Linked DNA regions of Homo sapiens: all the other regions are linked to region 1. The links are chromatin contacts, found by Hi-C or POLR2A ChIA-PET in ENCODE. All regions are on one chromosome and are shown on one strand. Each heading gives the region's core, a stretch centred on a gene start or an enhancer-like site at or near the end of the contact. The rest is flanking DNA. Distances are from core to core; before and after follow the strand shown.

Region 1 (5,200 bases), core at 949-3,448:
AAACGTTTATTATGCATCCATTCTCCACAGGCACCCTGGTTCCACAGATATGCTAGGCATGCCCTCCGCAGCCATATGAAAATGAAAAGTTAGGAGTCCCAAAAAGGAACTAAATGCGCCTAATTTTGTTCATATTGTTGAGTCCCTTCACCTGACCAGCAAACCCTTTGATCCTGCACTTAGGCGCTTCCATGGCCACAGAGGGCTCTTCTAGCACAGGGATTGTACAGTTGTTAAAGCAAAAAGAAGGCAGAAAAGGCTAATCCAGAGCAACTCTTGAAAGCAGCCCCAAGGAGTCTTCCAGAAAAGCCTTGGTCTGCCTTCCTCCCAGGGGCTCAGCTCCAGCTGCACTTTACCTCTGCAGGTGGAGGCTCCCAGCAAGGCTCTGCTGAGGGCACTGCTGTGGCTCCCCTGCTCACACTTGGGGTCCTGTGGCTGAGTCTAGCCTTTCTTCCTCCTGCACACTGCCTGCCCCATCGCTTTGACAGAGGGGAGCCCCTCAAGTGCATCTTTGGAGGGGACAAGACACTGCTTGATATCCTGAAACATAAAGAGGCAGCATGCATCACTCAGCCACATAGCCCACATGTCACTTCTATCAGTGAAGCCTTTCAGTTTCCACCCTTGTGCTCCTGGCAAATGTGATGGCCCCGATGGCTCTTTGCTCAGTGTGATGGCCCCAGGCACCCTTTGCTCATCTTATGTTCACTTAAGTGGCTGACTGTCCCACGAGTAGAAGCCGGGAGCAGGAGCCACAGTATCTCAGTGATCTTTGTGTCCTCCACCTCTTACCTAGAACATAAGAGGTCCTCGGTAAGTTTATCAAATGACTCCCTGAACAAATGCACATTAGGGAATGTAAATCTTCTTTTCAGATACTGCTCTTGTCTCATCCACCAGTTGCCTTTAAGCAAGTCATTGGTTTTCAATTTGTGTGTGTGTGTGTGAACAAAAAGCTTCTTCACACCAAGTCTTACTTGGAAGACCCTGGCCCCCCAATATATAACATGATAATAGTGAAGTTCATCTTGTTCACATAAAATGGGGAGGCCGTGGGAGCCTCAGTACCACCCACTTGCCATCCCCTCAGCTAAAATCCTCCACATATATAAGTTCTTTTACTTTTCTCTGACTCAAGCCAAATCTTTCTCCCCTCGTGGCAGCTTCTCTCTGATCATCCCAGCCACGGGGGCCCTGCCCGTTTCTGAACTCCTAGGAGTCCTACTGTGTACTCTTGTAACATATACAGAGTTTGTACCAATGAACACTCACATTCACTAAGTCTTGCTGAAGGCCAAGTCCAGTGACATGCACTTTACATACTTATCTCATTTAATCCTCAGGGCAATCCTAGGAGGTATATACTCTCACTATCTCCACTTTACTCATGAGAAAATAGAGGCTCAGAGAGGTTAAGCAATTTGCCAGGGTCATATAGCTATGAACTAGCAGCACTAGGATTTAAACCCCGAGCTAACCCATTTACTGTTTCTACTTTTGATGTGCCATTATTTGATCTTTTCAAGTATATTGTGAACTGAATTGTAGAAACTGCATCTCTACTTCTTTCTCTTGTTGCCCGATTTTTAATACAATGCCTTTAGCAAGAGTATAATTAATAATTTCAGATTAACAAATTCCCCAAAGTATATTGTATCTTTCCTCACTTCTGCCTCCTCTAACATCTGTCTGGCTAGAGGCTGTCAGCTGCTGCATTGGCTATGGTCTCACTTTCTTTCTTCCCCGAAGAAAATTGTCTTTCTGAAGCCTGCAAAGGAAGTCTCCACTGCTGAAAATATTAAGCACTTTCTCCAAAGGCTGGAAGCTAAGCAGGAGTTTCACAGGAGGGAAAAAACAACAGTGACCCCCTCAAATGGAGAGGGGAGGCTCAAGACAGGAAATCGAAGGTAAGGTCAGAGCAGCTCCAGGGAGCAGGGAGATGGACTGAAAGTGAGACTATTTAGATTTTTACCATTTGGGACTCTCCCTGCAGTTTAACTTGACTACATTTTAAAAACAGCCAAGTAGTGAAAGCCCTGCTCTCTGTGAACTCTGGCCTCTCTGCCTGTTTGGGATGTCAGAGAAAGGCTGCACTTTGTGTGAGGCAGCCCCAAGGGGCCACCCGGTGGCCTAGGTGGGGTGATTGATTGGGAGAAGTCCCAGGGGCACCGCCTTCCCGCCACTGCCTTGCACCTGCACTGCGGATAAACAGAGGCTGTGGTCTGCAGGCCCCCCCCCACCCGCCCCCGCCTGACCTACCCCCAGCCTTCGCCTCCTCTGGGCCTCACCCCATGGGGCCCTCTTACTTGAAAATTAACCACAGGCTTAAAGTGAAAAGAGAAGAGGCCTACACTGGCCCAAAGCATAGGCAAGTGAAATAGACAGCAAATAGAGCCACAATAATGCAGGCACCTCTGCACTCGAATAATGCAGGCACCTCTGCACTCGAATCTTAGAATCTGTTCCCTCTCATGAAACTCAATTCCAGTTTTTTTGGCCTTTACTACGGTATATGTCACAAGATTGCCAAAATGTCAGATGGTTAACCACCTTTCATTCTGATTGCTGATTTGAAAAGTTTAAAGTTAATTGGGGATTTCAACAGAAGTCTTCTTTATCTTAAAGTATTTGAAACATTTATCTTTTCTTTGGAAATATAATAAATAGTCTTCAATACCAATATATTTACAACATACTTAATAACTAATCAAATTTTCTCTTTAATGACCTTTGCACTATGCACATGAGCAATGTCTTTAAAAACAAAACACACGCACAGGCATGCACACCCACAGAGCAAAACATGCTTTGAAAAAGGAAAGCAAGAGACAGGGAATAGACATGGTTAGGTGACTGTGCACACGGTTGTGCTTTCTGACTGAGACAAAAAACAAAATTGTTTTTAAGATATATATATTCTATTATTGTACTATGCACTAATGAAAGTTGCTATTGTTATAGATAGATACAAAAACTTAACACAAAACCCTTAGTAAGTGCTGAATTTAAAATGTTCAATGTTGCCTATCAATTTCCTGAGTCTCCTAAGACCTAAATCATATGGATAGCTTTTTGCCCTGCATCCTTTACTTCTTTCTCTTTCTTTAGAAAAATCAGAATAGATTATGCCACATATGGAGTTAAAAAAACACATAGTCTGAAGGAAAGTTGTCTGCAGAGAGAGAAAACAAATAAATAAATAAGTCTACAAATAAACCCAACAGCAAAAGCCACCACAAGTAAGTTGAAAGCAAGTCAACTAGAAAAAAATTGCAGATTGTATCACAAGGGATTCATTTCCTTTATACATAAAGAACTCTGACAAATCACTAAAAAAAACTTCAACAATCCAATGTAAAAAATGAGCAAAATAAATAAACGAACAGCTCACAGAAAATGAACTGAATGTAGCCATTTAAAGTATGAAAAGATGCTTACTCCTCTCAAATGGAAAGACTGAAAAAGAAGAATGTTGGGGGAATAAGCTTATGAGGGGTGAGAAGATATAAAACCTTTACAGAGGATAATTTAGCCAAATATGTCAAAATTGCAAATGCATTTACTCTTTGACCTAGAAATCCCAATTCTAGAAATTAATCCTATGTATGTTATTTTACAGGTGTGAAGTGACATACAACATTATTTACTACCACACTGTAATAGCAAAAAGTACTTTTAGAAATCCAAATGCCAGTCAACAAGGGTCTAGTTAAATGAATTACAGTTCAGCTCCACAATTTTTTATTTGAAACCCTGGGTTTTGATGTGGTTTGCATGTCAGAATGTTTTGAAATTTAGAAAGCTCATATGGGGCATTGAACCTTATATATCAGTCCTTGTATCAGTCTAAGTCACGTTTTGCCACCAAATGAGTTTGCTATTTGGTTCACAGAGGTTTGTTTTGTTTTGTTTTTAATTTTAGGAATTACAGACAGGAGATTGTAGGCATGCACATCCATACTACAGAATACCATACAGCTATAAATAAATGAAACCACAGTTTCTGCAGTGAACAATCTTTAAGATATACTGCTAAGTTACATTTTTTTAAAAAGATGTAAGCATTTATGTATAAATTGCATCACATAATAACGTCTTGGTCAATGATGAACTACATATATAATGATGCTCCCACAAGATTATAATGGAGCTGAAAAATTCCTATCTAGTGACATCATAGCCATTATGACATTGTAGTACAATGCATTACTCAGGTTTTTGTGGTAATGCTGGTGTATACCAACCTACTATGCTGGCCTTCTATAAAATATAACAAATGTGATTATGTACAGCATGTAATATCTGATAATGATAATAAATAACTATGTTACTGGCTTATGTATTTACTATACTACACTTTTTATCATTAGTCTACAGTGTAATTTTTCTATTTAAAAATAAAGCTACTATAAAACAGACTCAGACAGGTCCTGCAGGAGGTATGCAGAAGAAGGCCTTGTTATCATGGGAGATGACAGCTCCGTGTGTGTTATTGCCCCTGAAGACCTTCCAGTGGGACAAGATGTGGAGGTGGAAGAAATGTCCACCAGAAATGAAAAGGAAAAAAAATGTCCTTAAGAAATGAAAAAGTTTAAAAATTTTAAAAGTTGTAGTAAGTTAAGGTTAATTTATTATTGAAGATAATTTTTTAAAATAAATTTAGTGTAGCCTAAGTGTATAGTGTGTATACAAACTACAGTAGTACAATGTCCTAAGCCCTCAAAATCACTCACCACTCACTCATTGACTCACCTAGAGTAACTCCTAGTCCTGCAGGAGGGGGCTCTTTCTGCAGCTAGTCCTGCAGGTTCCATTCATGGTAAGGGTCCTGTATAGGTGTACTATGTTTTTATCTTTTATACTGTATTTATACTGTGCCTTTTCTATGTTTGATGTATAGAGATATGCAAGTACTTACCACTATGTTACAGTTGCCTACCATATTCAGTACAGTCACATGCTGTACAGTTTGTAACCTGGAAGCAACAAGCTACATCATATAGCCTGGATATGTAGTAGGCTACACCATCTAGGTCTGTGTAAGCACACTTTATGAGCTTACTGTAATTTTTCAAATTTATAAACTTTTTCATTTCTTAAAGACTTTTTGCTCAAGGAAATAGCCTAACAATGCATTTCTCAGGACATATTCCTATTATTAAGTGATGCATGACTATATGTGTTTGCTCATATAGGCTGG
Region 2 (5,200 bases), core at 1,334-3,833, 400 kb before region 1:
AATTCCCAGGAGGGCACAGGCAGGACCTGGCTCTGTCTTCAGCCAATCCCAGGGCCTGGAGACAAAGGGAAAGTGACAAGGGTTGAATTCCTTGCTGCAATCTTTCTAGACAGCAACTGTGTTTGGTGTCTAGAAATGGACAGGTGTGACCTGCAGTCCAGCGGGAAACAGCAAGCTCAGATTAGACAAAGTGCAGAGTCAAGAGATGGGGGTTCTTGCCCAAGCTTTACCACCTGATACACCAGCTATAAAATGGGGTTAGTGACAGCTGCCCCACCTACCTCATAGTTTTATGTGTGCATGTGTGCGTGTGAGAATTCAGTGAAATCTAAGAGCACAAAGATAATGACAATGCTTACAGTAGTAATAACCACAGATGCTCCTCCACTTACGATGAGGGTTCTGTCCAGATAAACCCATTGTAAGCTGAAAATACAAAAATGCATCAGGTTTATATCCTGATAAAATGTTTATATCCTGATAAACCCATGGTAAAGTTGAAACTGTAAATCAAACTAGCTTAACTCAGATGCTCCTTGACACACGACAGGATTACTTCCCAACAAACCCACTGTAGAGTTGAAAAACTGTTAAATCAAACCATCAGGGGACCATCTGTACTAACATTTATGGAGCCTCAAACATGTGCCGGGCACTGGCCCTGCATGCATGTATGTTACACATTACTTCTGCTCCTGACAGCAACCCTATAAGACCACTATTCCAGTCCTTACTTGACAGACAAGGAAATGGGAACTCAGGGAGACTTAGTAGCCCAAGATGGCACCACTGGTGAGCAGCCAAAATAGGGAGCCTAAAGCTCAGTTATTACACCATCAAAAGAGGTGGGAAAGCCTGGTGGTATGGACCCGGGACTAGCTGTGCAACTTTGGCAAAGTTGCTTAACATCTCTGGGACTTGGCATCCTATTTGTAAAATAAGGGTAATCAGAGAACCTGCTGCATAGGGTTGTCATGAAGATTACCTGAGATGTCCACAAAACGCTTAGAGGCAGGGCCGACACTTTGGTAAGTGCTCCTTAAATGCTAGCATTTTAAAATTTTCTTAAATGCTCCTATTGAGTGACTGATCTCCCTGCTTAAGTGGAGGCAAGGAACGATGTTGGAGCTCACGCTCTTGTTACTTTAGTGATACGGTTTCCTTTGAAATCCTTAGCTCTGCTGTGAGTGAGAATCCCATACAGAACGAGGAACCCTGTTATGTGGTAGCATTGCCTGGGAGATAAAGAGCAAAACAGTTGGTGGGGTGGTGGCTTTCTGTTTCATTTTTAGAAAGAAGAAAAGCCAGAGCCTGTGGTTTTAGCCCCCAGCTGGCAGCTTGCTTTGCTTCCTTGGCCCTGATAGAATATGCCAGCTTAATGTTCATTTGTACCGACAACTGCCAGGAATTGTGAAGCAGGTGCTCTCATCCTGGGCTGAAAATGAAGAGAATTTTGCTCAATATTTATTAGGAGTAAAATAATAGTTTCCAGCTTTAAAGGAATGACTACATCTCCCCGCATTTGGTGTCACCCTGGAAACTATTTATTCTTTTGAGTAAACACTGCTGGAGACAAGCTTCAGGTGCCCAAGCAACCTAGCCAGGCTGATGAAGTGCTCTGTGAGCCCCCAGCACTCACTCGCACGGGCACCTTCATTCTCTCTTAGTCTGCTTCTCTGGGTTGGAGGCCTCAGGAGCCCTGGTACCAAGCTGGGTGTGTGAACACTCACTAAGAGGGCAGATTCACTTGAAGGAGGCCTGCACCTCTGCACACATCTGCAAGTGCTAGGCTCTAACACCAGCATCTGGTGGTCTGTCTGATGTCCACCAACCCCCACGTGTGGCTGTCACTCCAGACAACAGACTTGTTTACAAGCAGTGAATGCTTTGCTCAGCAGAGCAGGCAGAATGACCCCAGACCAAGCCCCTCTCAGCCTCAGAATCTTCAAGGATAGGAGCCCTCCCACACCTACAACCTGTCAGTTTCATTTGACTGCCCCCTTACTCCAGCTGCCTCCATCTCAGGCACCTGTTCAGGAGCATGGCAGACCAGGATCCCAGCAGATGGCTGGTCCTGCAGGCTGAGGACTGACAGACTCATTCGCCTGTGGCCCACAGAGACAGGCAGACATTGTCATTAGGAAGAATTGAAAACATTGTTCACTGCCCCTTTCCAGTGGGGCACAGAACTTAATCCCATGGCCTCTACAGCAGCCTGCGCCCCTCCTCTCAGCCTCTCCACATCAAGCCTTCCAGGCAACATTGGATCGTGGAGGTGAAGTTCACGGATGTGTGTGGAGGAGACAACAATGTGTCGGGTGTCCCCTCTGTCTCCCTGTCTTCTCCTTCGTGGACATCTGGAGACAGTTCTTGGACGCTCAGGGCTGGCCAAGGCCTGGAGTCTCACTCTTCCTCTGGGCTACGAGGACCTGCTTGTTCTTTACAATCACCCGTTCTCCCCCGCCCTTTCTTTTTCACCCTTTCTCTCTTTTCCAACTCCCCTTCAGCTCGAGTTGTGTGTGAGAGAAAGAAGGCGGCTCACGTGCCCGGCTGAGGAATGAGATCATTTCTCTCCCCGTGTAGCGGGCTTGCTGTCTGCTGGTCAGGGTTACTGGGAGAAAGCAGGCCAGCTCGCTCTCCACAGAGAGCCATCTGGCTCCAACAGACTCACGCGGATGCTAATCTATTGGTTTCTTTTTCTTTTATTCTTTCATTCTTTCTTTTTGTTTGCTCCCAAGGAACACTTCATCTGCAGCTGTAAATTCAGACCTGGCCCCGTGAAGGCGAGCGTTCATTCATGCACTTATTTATTCCTGCATTATGCCCCCTCGCCCCCTCTCCTCTGGTAGGTGTCAGGAAGCCATTGTTATCATTGGTGGGTCTATGTCATTTTAATGTCAGGGCTGTACTTTCAAATGGAAATCAGGCAATTACGCTCCACATGGAGAAATCTGACAGATGCAGAGGTTTTACACCACTGGCCGTGTGGCAGGGACAAAGGCGACCAGGGCTCCCAGGGGACGGTTAAATAAATAGAATATGTTTCAAGAGTGCAGAAAAATTCAAGAATAATTAACTGCCTGATGAGAGTTCATAGATCCTGTGGCTGTTTATCTTCAGAATGTGATAATGATATGTCAACGAACCACTTAACTCATCCTTGTAAAGGCAGCGTTAGAAAACTGATTACAATGTGCATTTACACAGAGGCAGACTGCTCTGTGCATCTGTTTTCCGGTTTCTAAATGCAAAGCTTTGCAGTATTTTAACTTGCTCTGTTTCCCCCTCGCAGGGGTTCTGGTTGGAGAAAGATGGAGGCATGTTCCAAGTCTGATGTCTACCTGATGAAGCACTGTCGTGTCTACATTCACTGTTAGCTAACCACAGTGGTATCTACAGATACCAGTGGTGTGTAATATCAGTGTTATCTAATATCAGTGGTATCCACCTGGGAACTCAAACTGAAAAACATGGTAACTATATCATTGTGGCTATTGTTGGTTGATGCTTGTTTTGCATCAAGCACCCAGCTAATTATTCTCCATAGGTGGCCTCTTATAGTCCCGTGAGTGTGACGTATATAGTATTATTATCCTTGTTTCACAGAGGGGAAACTGAGGCTTGGGGCTAAGTGGAAGAAGTGGCCTTCAGACCTAGCTCTGCCTAACTCTGACCTTAGCTCTCAGCCACTGGGCCCCGGTCCTCTCCAATGTTCCAGCAGGAAGAAAGGTAACTACTCACTCACACCCTGTATAAAGCACTCTCATCATGACAGACACATATAGTTGGTGTGAACTAAACAGGAGAGATCTAATAAAAGTTAAAACTTGATTTTTTTCCCTGACATATCCAGCTGTTTAAACAGACAGTTCATTTGGAGCCTGAAAAAGGGTCATTATTCAATGTGTCCAAAGCTGGGTTTACATTAGTTTATTTTATAAAAAAGTAAAGTGCCTCCAACTACTGGTCATTGCTCTCTTCTATTGTGGAGGAGTCAGGGAGCAGGCGAGGGTGTGTTTGGACTTCAGCGCCCCCTGCGCTTCCTCACTAAGCAGCTGCCTTGAAATACACGGAAGCTGATGCCAATTAGAACACAGAAAAAAGGGAGGACGTTTTATCCCTCAGGAAAAGTATGTTTTAAACCAAACAAATGATAAAATAAATACAACAGATTTATGTACTAATCTCCAATGCTTTCTCCGATGAATGAGTGCCATCCTGAAAGTCCATGAGGCCCCTCTGTAGTGAGCAAACATGAATCAAAGCCAGAGGTATCAGGAGACAAAACATCTACTAATTTGCTAGGGACTAATAAACATCAGTCACACCCACAACACCCTCCATTATAACTTGTTTTACCTTGTCCAAGGGTAAAGACATAAGTAAGGAGACTCACAACCTTTTAGAGCATTAGCTTTGTCTTAGGTGAGGAAAAAAAAATAAACATGCTTATGGAGGAATTAGTTTTCTTTTTTCATCTCTATTGAACACATTGGTTTGAAAGCATTAGCATAATAAACTTGCGTTACAAAAACAAAAAGTACTATTAAAGTATCCTTTCCAATAAACACCTTAATTAAAAGGATTCAAATACTAGGGAAAAGCACGAAAGAGACAAAGTCATAGCTCACTCAAGAACGGATCACTCGAGAGCTCAAGAAAACAACAGGAACATCAAGCCATGGGAGGGCTGATGCAAGGTCTGGGATAGTCAGAATGAACAACTCTTGTTCCACAGAGACCAAACACTAAAGAATGAAGGGAATCAAAACAGAGAGAAGAAAACGGGAAAACCAATTCAAGGCCAGCATTAAAAAATCTGAAGAGGATGGGCGCGGTGGCTCACGCCTGTAATCCCAGCACTTTGGGAGGCCGAGGCGGGCAGATCACCTGAAGTTGGGAGTTTGAGACCAGCCTGACCAACATGGAGAAACCCCGTCTCTACTAAAAATACAAAAAATTAGCCGGGCGTGGTGGCACATGCCTGTAATCCCAGCTACCCGGGAGTCTGAGGCAGGAGAATCGCTTGAACCCTGGAGGTGGAGGTTGCGGTGAGCCGAGATCGCATCATTGCACTCCAGCCTGGGTGACGAGCAAAACTTCGTCACACACACACACACAAAAAATCTCAAGAACAAAAATCGAGGTCAACGGCCCTCAAAATACATGTCATAGCTGATGTCATACAATTGGTTAATGT
Region 3 (5,200 bases), core at 2,009-4,508, 360 kb after region 1:
ATCACTTGAGCTCAGGAGTTCAAGACAAGCCTGGTCAACGTGGCAAAACCCCGTCTCTACTAGAAAATATAAAAATTAGCCAGGCATTGTGGCAAGTGCCTGTAATCTCAGCTACTCAGGAGGCTGAGGCAGGAGAATTGCTTGAACCCAGGGGGTGAAGGTTGCAGTAAGCCAAGATTGTGCCTCTGCACTCCAGTCTTGGTGAAAGAGCAAGACTCTGTCTCCAAAAAAAAAAAAAAAAAAAAAAAAAAATAGTGGGCCGGGTGCGGTGGCTCAAGTCTGTAATCCCAGCACTTTGGGAGTCTGAGGCGGGCGGATCTCCTGAGGTCAAGAGCTCAAGACCAGCCTGGCCAACATGGTGAAACCCTGACTCTACTAAAAGTACAAAAATTAGCCAGGCGTGGTGGCACGTGCCTGTAGGCCCAGCTACTCGGGAGGCTGAGGCAGGAGAATCACTTGAACCAAGGAGGCAGAGGTTGCAGTGAGCTCAGATCATGCCATTGCACTCCAACCTGGACAACAAGAGTAAAACTCCATCTCAAAAAAAAGTGCTGACAGGGAGTGGACAATGATGATGATTCCTCTTAGAGGAGGTGAACAAATTCATCTCCAAGATTCCTGGGAGTCCATGATAATAGAGTGATAATAAGAAATAATGATACAGATGAGATGATCAGCTTTGTTTATTAAAAATCTTGCCATTGGAGTCCTTCAAAGATAAACTTGGGGACTATAGTTTTACTACTGTCTAGCATATGATAGTGTTTAGTAATATAAAATGTCTTTTTACTTGCTTGCCCTGTAACAAAAAGGGAAACAAAGATTTTTTAATGTCTGGTTATTTCCAGTGATTACAGTGTCTAGTCTTCTTTGTTATTTTTTTAAGCTTTTGTTATAAAATTTCTCAATCACACACAAATGTAGAGGAGAATAGTCTAGTAGACTCCCATGAACCCATCACCCAGCTTTAATCATTTTCAACATTTTAGTCCAGCTTTTTTAAACCCTTTATTTGACAGATTTTCATATATTTTTATTCAGCAAGTATTGATTGAGCAACTACAGGTCAGGCACTCTTCTAGTGCTGGAGATACATGTATAAAAAAAGAAAATAGCCAAAAAATACCTGCTCTCCAGGCCACAAGGAAGCTAAAGTGCTTACATTCACTGACTCAAACTTTCCTCCAACAGGCTTCTCACTGCTACATCTTCATCCTCTCCTTCTGCCTTCTTTCTAGTTTCTGTCTTGGGTTCATCTGGTTTGGTTTTAGCATATCTGTGTTCTTACCTAAACCACTCCAACTCTTCTTTGTAGAAAAATGTAGCGCTAAATTGATAAACTAAATACTTCACAGGGACCTTTAATGACTGACATGAATCTAAATTTGCCTACTAGAGAACTCTCTATGCATAGAGAAATGTTCCAAATCCTTATTTCTGGCCAAAGACCTGTGTATTATTTTTACTTTCCCAGATAATTACCTTTAACATTATTGGATTTTTCACATACAGTTAGATGATTTTCACACTGATAATTTGGGAATTACATTGCCCCTAAGTTAACCCTTTTCTACCTAAAATTAAATTTTGCTGCTACCCCAAAACATGAGGAAATTGAATGCCCCCAAGGGCTTTGTAGTTCAAGTCATAACACAGTGGTTTAACACCTATAGAACCCCTCTCTGATCTTTTGGGATTATTTTTATCAATAAAGTGAAAAAATGAGGGAGGGAAGAGGGAATACAGGAGAAAGGCATCACACTTTCCTGATATTTCTCAACATAACCAGCAACTACTTTCCATTCCTTTCAATGCAGCCACTAGGCCCTGAAATACAGTGCACAGATGGTGTTAGAAAGGACTCAGGCCTTGTGTGACCTTCCTGGTCAGTGATTCTTCCTGGCCCAAGTCCAAGAAAGACCTCCACCCATGACCGTGAAGTGAAAACTTATCTAACTCAGATACTACAACTCCAACCATCTCCAGGTGAAAGTAGTCCTTTGGACCAAGAGACTACAACCTTTCTCATATGTGATATTTTGTAAGGTGCCAATAATAGGCTCAGCAATGGGGACCCCAGGTCTGAACACAAAACTGTGAAAGAAATTATTGAACTCTGAGAATGTCACCTAATAGAGAGACTGCTGTGCTCAGAGTATGAGACATGGGTCCTAATCCCAACTGTACCACTGATTTGTTGTGTGACAACAGGTGAGTTTATCTGTCCACACTCCAGTTTCCTCACCCGTAGAAAGGGATACCCACCCTGCCAACTTTACCCATATATTATGAAGACAAGTTAGCAGATGACTTAGTGCTTAGAAAAGTTAAAGCACTTGGAAATGAAACACATTAGTATGCAGTCTCCTTCCCCATCCCCTTTCTACATCTCATTTTGTGTTTCTCTTGCTGAACCTCTCCAAGAAACCCTCTTAAGCAATGAAAGCAAAGCCTTCTCTTTGAGCATCAATTCTGTAATCCTCCAACTGTATTTGGAAGGGAAACAAATTCTCCACCATGTTAAAGGCCTGTTTGTCCTCCTCTTCCCCCTAACAAAAAGAAAAATTGCAATAACTATCACTATTAATATATATATATCACTATGTTTGTCACTATTAAGCATATATCAAGTAAGTGACTTGCATTGTCTCATTTGATCTCCACAAAAACCCTCTTTGATAAGTATGAGTAGCCCCATTTTACCAATGAGGAGACTGAAAATGAGTTTAAATAATATGCCCCATTCAAACATCCTAGGGACTTCCAAATCCCAGTGGTGGAAGAAGGAATCCCTTCATGTCAGAATTTCGGGCACTCTAGCAAGCCTGAAATCATGTTAATAGCAAGTTAGAGAACTTTAGTTGGAGGATTGGAAGGCTTGCTTTTCTGCATTATCCTTCAAACCTCCCCTCAGGGAGCACCTATGAAAATAAATCAGTTCCAGAGTTCTCACCCAAACTGCTTTCAGGTTAGACAGCCAAGGATTCCAGAACAAAAGTATCCAGTGCAATTTAAAAAGGGGAGAGGCACACAACAGGGAAGCATGTCAAAGTGTGCACAAACAAGCTCGCCCTCCACCACCAGGCGTATTTACAAGTGACCACGTAAATTGTGATTTAACGGTCCAGCATGTGGTATAAAATGTCAGCAACTTTCACAGAGAGAGAAGTCTGGTTTTTACACCCACACAGCACTGTACACTTGACTTGAGCGCCCCGAAAATTCCCCTAAGCATTTTTATCATTACGTATCACTCGTATCACTACACAGTTTAGTCAGCCAAACCATATCCTTTTCCAGCTTTAGATAAATTGCCTTCTGACAAACTGCACACAGACAAAATATCACGAAGTCCCCAAGTTGTAATCTCTACCCTGTTTTTCTACAGAGATGAGTAAGATTTTCCTATTTAGTTTTTTTAAGTACATAAGCAGCAGATGCATGTAATATACGAATATTGTCATTAGTGTGTTTACTCGCTTTCTTGAAATATATCTGAGTTTTATCACTACCTTCGCCCAGATTATGCCACTTGCCACAAGAAAATTACTGCACAAAGACATATTGGTTTAAAAAAAGAGGTGGTCATTTGCCTTTTCTGAACTCTCATTATAATGGATAAAGCTTTAGCTGTACTTTTGGGGAAAATGAACATCATCAAAAAGTGTAAGCCTTGTCATTTTTACCAAATGTCATTTTTACCGCTTTGTCATTTTTACCAAACTTACAGTCAACATTTAAACAAATCTTTTAATATACTGTAGAGAAGCGAACTTTATAAACCATTACAAAATGTTTAATCAGAATTCATTTTAGCCAATCTAGTAAGAGGTCAGCTCAGTTTTCTGTGCTGTAACAAAGCTACGTCTATTTTTAAGAGAATACAGTAACTAATACTTTATTCATCCAGCTAATATTAAACTTATGTTCAATAGCTATTAAGAAACATACTTAAGACTACGACTGCAGGTAGAAAAACACACACACAGTTTCTAAATACCCTGTACTTATTAGAGTTGCTAATCCAAAAAAAGTATTTGTCATGTAAATGAATATACACAGCTCTTTGTCAAGCTAACGAAACTTGTGATAAGTAACACACACACACAAACACACACACACTGGCAAAGCTAGCAACCACTGGCCAAGTAAACCAACAATAGAGCTAAGAACAGCAATAGAAATATCCCCGGACACCTAGTACCTAATAGTGCCCAGTGAATGGTAGAAACTCTGTGTTTGTTCACAAATACTAATGGGTTTTAACCTAATAGAAATGTCTTCGGGAGAATTGTAAATATGTTGGACATCAGAAGTAGGTCAGAGGCATCAATGTTGAACATTTTTCACATCACAGTTTTATTGTTTTAATTTCCTACTTGAAATTAATATACTACTTTTTGAAATTAGTGTTACGCCAGATGCTGAGTTTATTTTCACATCTTAAGTGTATGAGTTTTACTTTCAGTTTTTACCTAACGAGACACATGTCTTGATCAATATACATTAGTTCACGCAGTTGTCTACAAAGCCAGGTGCTTTCAAAATGATTATATTCTATATTTGTAGAGTACCTTAAGAGTTTTCCATTGCTTTCATGCCCATTATCTCATTTAATGCAAATAACAACCATGTGCATGAGAAGGACAGCATTATTGTCCCTGTTTTACAAGTAGGAAATGAGATCCAGAGAAGTCAAAGTGTCTGGGCCAATGTCACAGAAGTAATGAGTGGCGAAAGTGGGACTGGAATCTAGGCCTTCAGGGTTTTCCTTCAACATGCCACCCATACATAGTGCAACAAAACTACAAACCATAAAATTAATCCCAGAGAAGCTATTTCTACTATACCTCCATTCATTCAACAAGTGTCAGTCTAGCACCTACTATGCCAGATGCTGAACCAGAAAGAAAGATAAAAGCTCAACAACTCTACATGCTTTTTCAGGTGCTTTGTCTCTTTCTTGTTATCGTCATTTCCAGGAGTAGCCTGGACTTTCCTGCTTAAATTGTCCAAAGTAAATGTATTAGTCCATTTTCACACTGCTGATAAAGACATACCTGAAACTGGGAACAAAAAGAGGTTTAATTGGACTTACAGTTCCACATGGCTGGGGAGGCCTCAGAATCATGGCAGAAGGCAAAAGGCAGTTGTTTTTTTTTTTTTTTTTTTGAGACAGAGTCTCACTCTACCGCCCAGG
Region 4 (5,200 bases), core at 2,701-5,200, 300 kb before region 1:
GAAATAGCTGAATAATTGGTGGTCACGGATTGCTTTTTATTTATTTATTTTTAAATTTTTAATTTTCGTGGGTACATAAGTGTATATATTTATGGGGTATTTTGATACAGGCATGCAATGTGTAATAATCACATCAAAGTAAATGGAGTATCTATCACCTCAAGCATTTATCCTTTGTGCTACAAACAATCCAATCATCCTCTTTCAGTTGTTTTTAAATGTACAATAAAATCATTATTGACTATAGTCATGCTGTTGTGCTGTCAAAATACTAGGTTTTATTCATTCTTTCCAACCATTTTTTTTGTACCCATTAACCATCACCACTCCCTGCCACCTCCACCACTACTCTTCACAGCCTCTAGTAGCCATCCTTCTACTCTCTATCTCCATGAGTTCAATGATTTTAATTTTTAGCTCCCACAAATAAGTGAGAACATGCAAAGTTGGTCTTTCTGTGTCTGGCTTATTTCACTTAACATAATGACCTCTGGTTCCATCCATGTTGTTGCAAATGACAGGATCTCATTCTTTTTTATGGTTGAATAATGCTCCATTGTGTGCATGTACCACGTTTTCTTTATCTATTCATCTGTCTATGGACACTTAGGTTGCTTCCAAATCCTGGCTATTGTGAATTGTGTTGCAATAAATATGGGAGTGCAGATATCTCTTTGATATACTGGTTTCCTTTCTTTTGGGTCTATACTCAGCAGTGAGATTGCTGGATCATATGGCAGCTTTATTTACAGCTTTTTTTAGGAACCTCCAAGCTGTTCTCCACAGTGGTTGTACTAATTTACATTCCCACCAACAGTGTGTAAGTGTTCTCTTTTCTGCACATCCTCGCCAGCATTTGTTATTGCCTGTGTTTTGGATAAAAGCCACTTTAACTGGGGTGAAATGATATTTCATTGTAGTTTTGATTTGCATGTCTCTAATGATCATGATGTTGAGCACCTTTTCATACACCTGTTTGCCATTTGCATGTCTTCTTTGGAGAAATGTCTATTCAGATCTTTTGTCTATTTTTAAATTGGGTTATTAGATTTTTTTCCTGTAAAGTTGTTTGAGCGCCTTACATTTCCTGGTTATGAATTCCTTGTCAGTTGGGTAGTTTGCAAATATTTCTGTGGGTTTTCTCTTCATTCTGTTGATTGTTTTCTTTGCTGTGCAGAAGCTTTTTAACTTGATGTGATCTACAAAATGCTTTAAAAATCAGCCAGAGATTTCTAAATTTGAGGATGGAGAAAAGAAACAAGTGTCTGTTCTTAAGTAGGTCAAGGATATATTGAAAATGACATTTCAAAGACTTCTTTAGCAGCAACGTTCATAATTAAGCATTTAATATGGATTCTTTATAAAATAAAAGTTCATCTTGCTATTTGTGCTTTTTTATATTAAAATATAGGGTGTTTTGTTAACTGATTACTTGATTATTTTAGAACATGCTTAAGAAGCCTAAGTATAATCAGATAACCTCAACATCAGTAGGACAACTGATGCTGAACCTTAACTTGGAGCTTTAAACTCTTTTCCAAATGGTTTGTCCTTTAGATTTTCACTGCATCTAAGCACTGTGAGCTAGTTATTTCTCAGAAAACACCAATAACAGTAATAACAGCTAATATGGCAAAAATGAAAAATTCAGACGACTTAACTATACAGTGTTTATATAATGTTCATGTGCCATTGAGAAGGGGTGCTGGAAATGAGTTTTCAGCCTCAGTGTACCAGGACAGCAGGTCGAGCACAGAACTGAAGCCTTGGGCTCTGTCCTATCTCTAGGTCTAGTCTATTGCTTTCTTAGTCAAGTCATTTCCCCATTGTAGGTTTACCTAAAAAGAGGGGATTAAGCTGAATAAACTAAAAGAAAAAAAAAAAAACACAACATTTTTTCAGCTCAAACTTTATAAAACTACATTTGTTCATGTTTTGGGAGTTCCAGCATGAGCCTAGCTTGACATCGTAGGGTATAACAGGGCCTATTTTTCAGGTGGGTAGGAAAAGTCTAGTTGCATAATGATAGAATTATCTTGGGAGAATAACCCACTAAAAGAAGCTCACACCCTTGGGTCAACCACAGTGCTCTAGCACTGGAAAAAGAGGACAACATTGAGTTATATTGTTTACTACTTAGAGCTTCTTCTGGCCCAGTCCCTGGGATTAGTAGTTAAATTCTAGGAAAATTTCAGAGACATTGGAGTACAAATTACTCATAAGACCACTTAAATTAATTAAGTAGTTTCACCTACGAGGAATCAAAATACCTGACTCAAGCTTGTGTATGCAATAAGAACATTTATCTACATAACTGGATTTCAAAGGTAGGGCAGCATTAGTTTCATCCTAAGACTGGTTCTCCTTGTGCTCGCAATATGGCTGCCAGTGGCCATGGGGGATATATACTTCCTGGTATACAATGTAACATGAAATATGAGTCCTTGTTTTTATTCTGCTTATTTCATCTCGGATTATGGTGCCCATCCCTGTACTAATCTCAGGGGATGGAAGACTGCCATTGGCTTCACCTAATTAGGTTCTATCACCAGTGATCCAGATATGGTCAGTTTCCTCTGAGGTATTTGGAAAATAGGTAGTTTTCTGAAAATTACTTTGGTTCTCTAAAGTACTAATGAATATTTTGCAGAAAATGAACACCTTCCATGACTCTCACCCACTGGTGTCTGGGCTGGTGGGACAAGAGAGCATCTGCTGTTTGATGAAATAAATTTATGTTGAGGTTATCAGAGCAGGAGGTTGTTGACAAGCACGGGTGTCTATAATGGTCTTGTAAGAGCTGAAAGTGTTACTGGCGGTGAATCTGTATAGGTCTGCAGCAACAATTCTTACCTTCTCAGAAGAAAGAATTTGGCTCAGGGGCATAAGGCAGAGTGAGAGACTGAGGCAAGTTTTAGAGCAGTGGTGAAAGTGTATTAAAAAGCTTTAGAGCAGGAATGAAAGGGAGTAAAGTACACTTGGAAGAGGGCCAAGCAAGCAACTTGGGAGATCAAGTACACAGTTTGACCTTTTGACTTTGAGTTTTATATGCTGACATACTTACAGGGTCTTGGGTCCCCTCTCCCCTGATTCTTCCCTTGGGGTGGGCTGACCACTTGTGTGCTAGTGCTTGGGAGGGGCCGCATGCGCAGTGTGTTTACTGGAGTTGTACACATGCTTACTTGAAGCACTCTTCTCTTACCAGTTGATTGCTCCTAGAAGGTCATATACCAGTCAAACTCTGCCATTTTGCCTCTTAGTGTGCATGCTTGAACCCACTGGCCCAACTCCTGAGATCTTATCCGGAAGCTGCTGATCACCAGTTTCAGGTGTTTTCTATCTATTGGGAGGCTGCCTTTCCCTGGCATCTGGGTTTCTCATTCACTGCTATTGACTTGGGCCGAAATTACATGTTCCATGCAGCTGGAAGGAAGTTGCCTAAGAAAAGCTATCAAACACTTGTGAGGATTGGAGACTACAGCAAATCCACAAGTGATGAACCTGCTGGCTAGTTCAAGAAAATTCAAGAAATATATTTGGACAGACCTCTAGAGATTTGGCTAAAATAAAGAAGAGCAGACACTTAAAAAAGTATTTTTTCTTTGATTTGTGGTATAATTTTAAATCATGAATCTAACCCATTTCTTGATAGGTGGGTTTGAACTACAGAAATTCTAGTTCAACTTTTACCTCTTCTGAAGGCATCATTTTAATGTTAATGCATGTTGATATATGTCTCCTTTCTTTAGCAATAGGACTTCCTTGAGCTGATTAGAGTAGCTGTGCCATCTGCAAAAACTCTACCTTAATGCATCTACTTTAAAACCTTGAAAACCTTAATGCATCTACTTTGCATGTAAACAGGGAGCATGGCTGTGGCCTAACTGAATTTCAATGCCTGTAAGTGTGGTTTCCTGAAAAAGAAAATGAAACCCTGTCTCCATGTCTTCACAGCATGCATACTTTTTTTTTTTTTAAACTGTGCATCTGAGTCACACTGAACAACTCTCTTTCTACTCCAAAGGGGGAAAATAAGTTAAATTTATGTTTCATGCCTGTAAGGCATTTTAAAGTTAATCGGGCCCTTTGGGCCTAATTTAATTTGTGTAAGATTGCTGTTGATGATTAGAATAGCTATTTAAGATTTTTGTTAACAGTCTGTTATGTGGACTTAATGGAAGCACTCCAAAAGCAGTCTGTTCACTTTCCCCTGTCAAATTCAGGTTACAGAGCCTTCACAGATGTGAGTAGACATCAATACGAAAAGGGGATAGAACACAAATTAAAATCAGAAGTGTACTCAAACTGCCAGTGTTGAGCTTTGGTTAAAAACATCTGTCACATAAAAGCAAACACTCAGAGCCGTTACGTCTTGTAACAGTTGTCTTTATTTTTCATATCTTTGGCATTTTCATCATTTCATGTTAGTGCTGTCTTTGGAATTTTTCATACAAGTGATTGCTTTTTTTAACATCACTGATTTCTCTACACAAACATTTGTAAGGCTTTTGTCTCAACACTACAAAGAGAGAGAATATCAAGCAGAGCTGGAATTTGAATGGTCTCGTAGAATCTGAAAAATGCTAAATGACGAGTTAATGGGTGCAGCACACCAGCATGGCACATGTATACATATGTAACTCACCTGCACATTGTGCACATGTACCCTAAAACTTAAAGTATAATAATAATAAAAAAAGATTTTACTTTAAAAAAAAAAAAAAAGAAAAATCGGCTGACCAACGCAGAGCACTTTAGCGAAGTGAATGTATTTGACTCATTCTGGCCAACATTAGATCAAACTCTCCCTTTGATTCCTGCTACAAGGTTATTTTTCATCGTTTCAAAATTTACAGCTACCATTCTTATTTTACAGATGTCAGTGATCATAAGAAGCCCAGGTCTCCCTTCGGTACTATCAAGGAGATTTCAGGATGCTCTTGAGTCACTTTCCTGATATTTGTCATAAATCACATCTATTTTTTTCAGAGTTAAGATTTTATTTCTCTCATTACTTTGTTTCATAGCTTTTACAATTTCATTCCTTTATTCTGTTTTCATTTTCTGTTTTCCAGGCGTTGTATTTCAAAACCATGGCCCTTCTATTTCCTCTTTCTTATTGTTTTTCTCTTCCATGTTCACTTCTGCCTTCCTTAATTTTCTTTCCCTTCCTTTACTCTCATTTCTTTCACAGAGTGAG

What was found. Hi-C counts contacts between places; a loop is a spot of excess contacts on that map. ChIA-PET counts read pairs that join two places held with the same protein, here RNA polymerase II (POLR2A). Pooled maps may share reads with other maps.
Region 2: a map with no recorded cell type shows a loop between it and region 1 (14-fold over the local background). The contact joins two enhancer-like sites. A Hi-C loop is called at or near these places in 3 of 37 single-sample maps with no recorded cell type and 5 of 50 pooled maps. POLR2A ChIA-PET finds 5 or more read pairs at or near these places in 1 of 52 experiments (A673).
Region 3: a loop to region 1 is called in a map with no recorded cell type, with 9 times the contacts of the local background. The contact joins two enhancer-like sites. A Hi-C loop is called at or near these places in 18 of 37 single-sample maps with no recorded cell type and 7 of 50 pooled maps. POLR2A ChIA-PET finds 5 or more read pairs at or near these places in 1 of 52 experiments (BJ).
Region 4: a loop to region 1 is called in a map of OCI-LY7, with 6 times the contacts of the local background. The contact joins two enhancer-like sites. A Hi-C loop is called at or near these places in 1 of 168 maps with a recorded cell type or tissue (OCI-LY7), 10 of 37 single-sample maps with no recorded cell type and 9 of 50 pooled maps. POLR2A ChIA-PET finds 5 or more read pairs at or near these places in 1 of 52 experiments (OCI-LY7).

The regions. Positions count from the first base shown.
Region 1 is chr13:50,591,554-50,596,753 of GRCh38, reverse strand. No RefSeq gene overlaps it. Among named protein-coding and RNA genes, the nearest start is that of DLEU1-AS1, 67 kb to the right of the region's middle. RefSeq lists an enhancer at 1,778-1,977 and a silencer at 2,078-2,277. Within about 2 kb of position 2,198, at least 3 of the 41 ENCODE cell types and tissues checked have a DNase peak (open chromatin) inside an H3K27ac peak, as active enhancers do; they include OCI-LY7, where a contact is called at or near this core.
Region 2 is chr13:50,988,479-50,993,678 of GRCh38, reverse strand. No RefSeq gene overlaps it. Among named protein-coding and RNA genes, the nearest start is that of RNASEH2B-AS1, 80 kb to the right of the region's middle. Within about 2 kb of position 2,583, at least 12 of the 41 ENCODE cell types and tissues checked have a DNase peak (open chromatin) inside an H3K27ac peak, as active enhancers do.
Region 3 is chr13:50,235,134-50,240,333 of GRCh38, reverse strand. The region is part of intron 2 of DLEU1 (deleted in lymphocytic leukemia 1); the gene reads right to left. It overlaps LOC124900337 (a long non-coding RNA gene), which reads right to left. Exons shown (of 2, transcript XR_007063796.1): 2 at 990-5,200. Among named protein-coding and RNA genes, the nearest start is that of DLEU2, 110 kb to the right of the region's middle. Within about 2 kb of position 3,258, at least 4 of the 41 ENCODE cell types and tissues checked have a DNase peak (open chromatin) inside an H3K27ac peak, as active enhancers do.
Region 4 is chr13:50,892,446-50,897,645 of GRCh38, reverse strand. The region is part of intron 1 of RNASEH2B-AS1 (RNASEH2B antisense RNA 1); the gene reads left to right. Among named protein-coding and RNA genes, the nearest start is that of RNASEH2B, 15 kb to the left of the region's middle. RefSeq lists enhancers at 3,911-4,060, 3,531-4,070. Within about 2 kb of position 3,950, at least 8 of the 41 ENCODE cell types and tissues checked have a DNase peak (open chromatin) inside an H3K27ac peak, as active enhancers do; they include OCI-LY7, where a contact is called at or near this core.